Regions from separate parts of the Homo sapiens genome. Here region 1 is linked to region 2. A link is a contact called in ENCODE Hi-C or POLR2A ChIA-PET data. All regions are on one chromosome and are shown on one strand. The core of a region is the stretch at or near the end of the contact, and the rest is flanking DNA. Distances in the headings are between cores, read along the strand shown.

Region 1 (3,736 bases), core at 361-2,860, 230 kb before region 2:
TGGGGAACAGTATCTGAGTGATCTGTGGCCAGTGAACTCTCCAAAAAAATTATTTCTAAGAATAGATTGCTGCAAATATGGGGAGCTCCTAAATATGAAACAAGCATTGTCACCAGGGAATGCTGAGAATCCTGCAAGATAAATAGAAATTTAACATTCAGTGTGCTTAAGTAGTAGTCACAATAATTAATACTCTTAAGCAGAATTATATGCCAAATTCTGGCCAGGACATAGCATTAGACAGTTTTTCTGCCCAAAGAGCACTTTGCTGCTCACTTATTTACATTTTCCATTATTTGGAACCCAAATAGATTTTTCTTACTTTGTTACATTAAAAGTCACTGTGGAATACAGTTACAGAGAACCCAAAAAGTATTTTAAGATTTGAAAGTGATTGTCTGGGTAGTTTTTAGACCAAAAGTTGCCATCTAGTGGCACTAATTATTAGTGCAGACACAGTGAAACAAAAGAAAAAAAAGGGAACTAATATTTTTCTAGAAACTGTTCTGTGCCAAGCACTGCAATAGGTACTTTATTTCTTTACATCTTTTAGTCTTCTCCCATCTTCTTTGTTATGAATGTGTCACTTCTGTCATGCCTCCTCACAAGCTGATGATGAGAAGCAAAAGAGTTGTTTCTGTTAACATTTCATGGAGATGCAATAGGAGAAAAGCCAGAGAGGAGTAGTCTAGAAATGGAAGCTTCATTAAAAGAGAGAGAGCAATACAGAATGAGGAGTTCTAGGACTCACATATCAGGCACCTTCTTCCATGATCATGTGAGTTACATGAATCAGTGGATCCCCACATTGCCTCGGATGTAAGAACTCCGTAGAAAGCAGTGAGAACAGTGACCGTGATGCTGATAACTGTATCATAAGCTTTTTGGGACAGAGACCACATCATATAGTGTTTGCATTCTCTGTGGTCCACGAAGCCTCTTCTGTAAGAGCACTCATCCTGTTCATGAGGACTCCACCTTTATGACCTAATCACCTTTGGGAGGTGCAAGATAAATAGAAATTTATCACCTCCACACCTACAATACAATCACATTAGGGATTAGGTGTCAACATGTGAATTTTTTTTTTTTTTTTTTTTTTTTTTTAGACACAGTCTTGCTCTGTTGTCCAGGCTAGAGTGCAGTGGCACTATCTCTGCTCACTGCAACCTTCATCTCCCGGAGTCAAGTGATTCTCCTGCCTCAGCCTCCCGAGTAGCTGGGATTACAGGCGTGCACCACCACGCTGGGTGAATTTTTGTATTTTCAGTAGAGCCAGGGTTTCACCATGTTGGCCAGGCTGGTTTTGAACTCCTGACCTCAGATGATCTGCCTGCCTTGGCCTCCCAAAGTGCTGGGATTACAGGTGTGAGCCACTGTGCCCAGCTTCGACATGTGAATTTTGAGGGGACTTAAACATTCAATCTACAGAAGAAACTAAATATCCCCACTCCTCTGAGGGCAAGAGGAAGAAAGGCTTTGGTCTGCCTCCTGCTCTGTCCACAAGCCTGGGTCCAGGCGGCTGGGAAAGGAACCCTGAGGACTTTCCTAACTAGTCACTTGAAGTCCACTTCATCAATAACGATGCCCCAGCTACCTTGGGAGAAATGGCCTCTCGCCCAGCAGGGATGCAGAATGAGAACTTTCACAAGAATGTTGACTGAAGGAGGTAATCAATACTCTTGCAGTTATTTCAAACACAAAAGCCTATGAAGGCAACTCAATTACTCTCACGCCTCCTTTTCTGACTTACTTTCAGAACCTTGTCAAAGGCTAGTAGTGTTGGGTGCCTTTTTTTTTTTTTATTCATTTACTTACACTATTCAAGCATGCTCTTTTCCTGGTAGAATTTTTTCTGCTTTCTGGATAAAGACACCCAGTGTCCAAAAAGTGAACAGCATGGGAATATGGAGACTTATCAGATGGAACTTTGACCTCCAAAGAGGCTTTGCTGCATCTTTTCTTCCTTCCTTGTCTGTTTTGTCATTTCCTATTTTTTTTTTTTTTTTTTTTAGACAGAGTCTTGCTCTGTCACCCAGGCTGGAGTGCAGTGGCAAGATCTTGGCTCACGGCAACCTCCACCTCCTGGGTTCAAGTGATTCTCCTCCCTCTGTCTACAGAGTAGCTGGGATTACAGGTGCCCACCACCACGCCCAGCTAATTTTTTTTTTTTTTTTTAAAGTAGAGACGGGGTTTCACCATGTTGGCCAGGCTGGTCTACAACTCCTGGCTTCCAGTGATCCACCCACCTCGGCATCCCAAAGTGCTGAGATTACAGGCATGAGCCACCATGCCTGGCCTATTTTGTCATTTCTTATTTTCATTTATTTGGTTCTTTTTATCTGGCAGTGTTGTAGGAGTTATTAAGAAATTATTGGCTGGGTGCGGTGGCTCACAGCCTATAATCCCTGCTCTTTGGGAGGCCGAGGCAGGTGGATCACTGGAGGTCAGGAGTTCCAGACCAGCCTGACCAACAAGGTGAAACCCCATCTCTACTGAAAAATACAAAATTAGCTGAGCATGGTGGCAGGCATCTTTAGTCACAGCTATTCGGGAGGCTGAGACAGCAGAATTGCTTGAACCCGAGAGGTGGAGGTTGCAGTGAGCCGAGATTGTGCCACTGCACTCCAGCCTTGGTGATGGAGCCAGACAGACGCTGCTGCCGAGGAAAACCTTGTATTATTAGGCATGGTCAACCCCACCGTGTTCTTCGACATTGCCATCGACGGCGAGCCCTTGGGCCGCGTCTCCTTTTAGCTGTTTGCAGACAAGTTCCCAAAGACAGCAGAAAATTTTCGTGCTCTGAGCACTGGAGAGAAAGGATTTAGTTATAAGGGTTCCTGCTTTCACAGAATTATTCCAGGGTTTATGTATCAGGGTCGTGACTTCACACGCCATAATGGCACTGGTGGCAAGTCCATCTATGGGGAGAAATTTGAAGATGAGAACTTCATCCTAAAGCATACAGGTCCTGGCATCTTGTCCATGGCAAATGCTGGACCCAACACAAATGGTTCCCAGTTTTTCATCTGCACTGCCAAGACTGAGTGGTTGGATGGCAAGCATGTGGTCTTTGGCAAAGTGAAAGAAGGCATGAATATTATGGAGGCCATGGAGCGCTTTGGGTCCAGGAATGGCAAGACCAGCAAGAAGATCACCATTGCTGACTGTGGACAACTCGAATAAGTTTGACTTGTGTTTTATCTTAACCACCAGACCATTCCTTCTGTAGTTCAGGAGAACACCCTTCCACCCCATTTGCTCGCAGTATCCTAGAATCTTTGTGCTCTTGCTGCAGTTCCATGTTTTCCTTGTTCCCTCCCATGCCTAGCTGGATTGCAGAGTTAAGTTTATGATTATGAAATAAAAACCAAATAACAAAAAAACAAGAAAAGAAATTATTTTAGTCAGATAGAGACAAAAGGGGTCCTTTGGAAGTTTTCGTTTTTTAAAGCATCTCTGGAAAAGTTTCTTGTAAAGCCCCAGCTCTTAGAGCCAGGCTGGCAACCTTTGATAAGCAAATGATGGCCATTAGAAACTGGGTCCACCCAAACATGGCCATTCCTGCAGCCTTCTTGCCCTTGCCCCACATGTTCCTGGCAATATGGCCGCCCCCGCATATCCCCACATGTGTAGAACATCATGGCACCCTGTATTTGCATATTAAAAAGCTAGGGTGGGAGAGCCAGCTTTTTCACGGGCTACGTGAATGACATGCCTGGCCAAACCAATCCCC
Region 2 (4,139 bases), core at 1,133-3,632:
TTCACTTGGTGAGGGCCTATTTTCCTGGATTGTCTTAATACTTTCAGATGTTTGTTTGTGTCTGGGCATTGCAGAATTAGGTATTTATTGCAGTCTTCACTGTCTGAGCTTGTTTGTACCCGTGCTTCTTGGGAAGGCTTTCCAGATAATTGAAAGAACTTGGGTGCTGTGATCTAAGCTGTATCTGCTTTAGGGACAATATAAGTTCAGTAACACTATGATTCTTGCAGACTTGTAGAGTTACTACCTGATGTTCTTGGATAAGATTTACCAGGCAGAGACTCTTGTTCTCTCCCTTTACTTTCTCCCAGACAAGCAGAGTGTCTCTCTATTCTGAGCCATCTGAAGCTTGGGGTGGACTAATACAAGCACCTCTGTGGCCATCAGGTATGACTGTGCTGGATTAGAGCTAAAGCCAGCACAGCACTGAGTCTTTCCTAAGGCCTGCTGTAACCATTCCGTGGCTATGGCCTATGTTCACTCACAGCCTGGGGCTCTACAATCAGCATGTGGGAAAGCCAGCCAGGCCTGTGTCTCTCCCTTCAGAGTGGCAAGTTCCCCCAGTCCCCAGGCAGGTCTAGATGCCATCCAGGAGCTAAGGAGTAGAGTCAAAAACCTCAGAAGTCTACCTGGTGTTCTACTGTATTGCAACTGAACTGACACTCAAACCACAAGATGCAGTCCTTCCCACTCTTCCCTCCCCTTTCCAATAGGAGAGGAGCCTCACCCCACGGCCAGTGCCACCACAGGCCCACAAGGAGTACTGCCAGACTACTGCTGATGTTCCCTTATGGTTCAAGGGCTCTTCAATCAGCATATGGTGAATGCTGCCTGGCCTGGGACTCACCCTTCAGACCAGTGAACTCCCGTCTGGCCCCAGGCAGGTCCAGAAATGCTGTCCAAGAGGCAAGTTCTGGAATCAGGGACTCCAAGAGCCTGCTTGTTGCTCTATCCCTCTGCGGCCAACCTGGTACCTAAGGTGCAAGACAAAGTCCTCTTTACTTTCCCCTCTGCTTCTCTAAAGCAGAAGGAGTCTCATCTCATAGCCATCACAGCTAGGAATGTGCTGAGGTTTACCTGAAGCTAGCAAGTCTCAGAGTCCCACCAAAGGCCCCTGACATACTGTTACAGTACATAGCTAGTGAGGCATGAGCAGAGCAGGAGAGGGCACTCCCCTGATAGGAATGTCAGGTGACTATCAGGTGTTGGGAGGCAGTTGTCACACTGTCTCTCTAAAATAGTAATTGGTCACAGCGAGCACCAGGGAAAGGCAGTCTCCCAATAGATAGAAACACTTGAAACTGGTGATCAGCAGATTCCCAATAAGATCTCAGGAGTTCAGTGGGTGGGCTCAAGCATGCATATTAAGAGGCAAAATATCAGAGATGAACTGGTATATGACTTTCCAGGGACATTCCACTAGTAAGGGAAGAATGTCTCAAGTGAGCATGTGTACAACTCCACTACACACTGCACATGCTCATTTCCCAAGTGCTTGCAGGCCACTGCACATGTGGACAGCCCACCCCAAGGGAAGAATAAGGGGAAAAGGAACGTAAGACCCCAAAAGTACACCAATGTATAAAACCCCAAGTCAAAAGGTCAAACTGTGTACTTGTCTTTCAAGTTGCCTGCTTGGCCCTCTTTCAAGTGTATTTCCTTCCTTTTGTTCCTGCTCTAAAGCTTTTTCATAAACTTTCACTCCTGCTCTAAAACTTGCCCCAGTCTCTCCTTCTGCCTTCTGCCCCTCAGTCAAATCCTTTCTTTTGGCCGGGTGTGGTGGTTCACGTCTGTAATCCCAGCACTTTGGGAGGCCAAGGCAGGTGGATCACCCGAGGTCAGGAGTTTGAGACCAGCCTGGCCAACATGGTGAAAGCCTGTCTCTATTAAAAATACAAAAATTAGCTAGGCATGGTGATGGGTGCCTGTAATCTCAGCTACTTGGGAGGCTGAGGCAGGAGAATCGCTTGAACCTGGGAGGCAGAGGTTGCAGGGAGCCAAGATCATGCCACTGCACTACAGCCTGGGTGACAGAGCAAAACTCTATCTAAAAAAAAAAAAAAAAAAAAAAAATTATAATTCTTTCTTCTGAGGAGGCAAGAACTGAGGCTGCTGCAGACCCATAAGGATTTGCCGCCAGTAACACGATTTGGTGCCATGACTGGGATACATTCTGCTACTAACATATTTTGGTGCCAATTGATTCTGATAACTTCCACTGCTCACATACTTTGATGCTGCATGACTCAGATACGTTCCCTTGTGGTAAGACATCTCTATGCCCTGCCTTCTCTGCCTGGAGGCATTCAACCTCCGTACACAATTTTCTTCTTCCTTTTTCTCTCGTGCTTACTAACCAAACCCCAGAACAATTCCTCTTGGCCATATGTGACTCTGTTCCCCTGGGCTGATTGCTCAGCTCACCCTGATTGGTGGCTCACAGGGGTGGGAAGTACCTTGAGGTTCACGCTGAGGCACTAATGGCTTTCCTGGACAAGGGGCTCACAAGAGTGGTAGGGCTAAAGCCTAAAACTGTACAATGTCAGGTTTCTTCTTCTTTTTCAGCTAAAATTTACTAAGAACCCTCACTGCCTATTCTTCTTTTTTTTATGTGTGTGTGTGTTTTGAAATGGCCTTGTGCACCTGCTGGACCATCTGCCTTGGGGGCAAGTCTGCCTCTTTGCTTTCACTTCACATGCCACATGACTTCTTAAACACACACTCCCTGTTATTTGTGTGCCCGTGGCTTTTACTGTGTTTGCATGGCAGCAAAGACACGAGCTCCCTTGCAGATATCCCGAGATTTATACTTGTTCTTACCCTACCAGCTTCCACGACTCTAACCCTTTCCCTGTCTGCTGGCACATGGCCAGGACAGACATTAATTGGAACTCCAGCTCTGCCAGCTCCTTGACTTACCACATGCTTTTTGTTCCTGTTATGTCCCAGGGCCAAGTTTTCCAGTGGGTTTTGAAGTAGTCTGTCCACCTGCATAGGGCCTCACTCTGACGCTTTAAGGATCCCACCTATTGGCTTTTTTGAGTTAGCACTCCACTGAGAGGAAAAGATATTCTTCCTTTGCCATTTGCAAGTTCTTACCCCAAGCCCCAAGTCCTCCGGAGATTACTACTTTACATCAAGAGGGCAAATAAATGGGGCCAGGCGCGGTGGCTCACACCTGTAATCCCAGCACTTTGGGAGGCTGAGGCTGGCAGATCACGAGGTCAGGAGTTCGGGACCAGCCTGGCCAACATGGTGAAACCCTGTCTCTACTAAAAATACAAAAATTAGCCATGTGTAGTGGTGCACACCTGTAATTCCAGCTATTTGGGAGGCTGAGGCAGAAGAACTGCTTGAACCCGGGAGGCGGAGGTTGCAGTGAGCCAAGATCACACCACTGCACTCCAGTCTGGGCGACAGAGCAAGACTCTGTCTCAAAACAAAACAAAACAAAAAACAAAACAGGAGGGCAAATAAATGTTAGGGCTGCTATTTTTGCAAGCATATGAAGGCTTTCCATGAGTATTCCTCTCACTTCCTCCTGTAGCTTCCATTCTCTAATTACTTCTACACCCTTCTCAACGTGCTTCAAGGTCATATTTAAAAGGGAGTCGGGAGGGAAGAACATGGGAAATGGGAATCTGAGAAAAGAGAAAATCACATTTTTTGCTAGAATGCTCCAAATGCGAGTCACTGTAAGGTCATGGAGACAAGGACATAGGTGAGCCAAAGGCTGCAGGGGCAAGAGCCCCATAGGACAGAGATGAAGGTTGGTCCCAGGCTAACAGATTACTGTTAGAACAGAGATGAAAGCAAGGTTAGGGTTACATGGCAAGATCGGTTATTCCAGAACCCCAAGGATGAACAGGGGGCCCACGGTTCACTCTAGTATCTCCTCTCTTCTCAAGTAGGTAATTGTGACAAGATGGAACCAAGGCTACTTGGTAGGACCGGTTCATTCTGGAACCCTAAGGACCACGTGGGATGCCTCATTCAGGATAATAGGAAAGTAGACGAAAAGCCTTCTTTTTCCTCTTTCCCTTTTTTTCTCCTCTGTTCTCTCTTCACAAACGGGTAATTGCATCTCCATACCAGAAGACACACCCCTTGGATGCATCCCCCAAACTGGGAAAAGTTTG

What was found. Hi-C counts contacts between places; a loop is a spot of excess contacts on that map. ChIA-PET counts read pairs that join two places held with the same protein, here RNA polymerase II (POLR2A).
Region 1: a map of Caco-2 shows a loop between it and region 2 (2.1-fold over the local background). The contact joins two enhancer-like sites. A Hi-C loop is called at or near these places in 1 of 168 maps with a recorded cell type or tissue (Caco-2). POLR2A ChIA-PET finds 5 or more read pairs at or near these places in 3 of 52 experiments (H1, OCI-LY7 and PC-9).

Annotation. Positions count from the first base shown.
Region 1 is chr10:32,187,770-32,191,505 of GRCh38, reverse strand. It overlaps the pseudogene PPIAP31. Among named protein-coding and RNA genes, the nearest start is that of KIF5B, 130 kb to the right of the region's middle. Within about 2 kb of position 1,610, at least 2 of the 41 ENCODE cell types and tissues checked have a DNase peak (open chromatin) inside an H3K27ac peak, as active enhancers do.
Region 2 is chr10:31,960,099-31,964,237 of GRCh38, reverse strand. All of the region lies in intron 2 of LOC107984219 (a long non-coding RNA gene), which reads right to left. Among named protein-coding and RNA genes, the nearest start is that of ARHGAP12, 33 kb to the right of the region's middle. Within about 2 kb of position 2,382, at least 6 of the 41 ENCODE cell types and tissues checked have a DNase peak (open chromatin) inside an H3K27ac peak, as active enhancers do.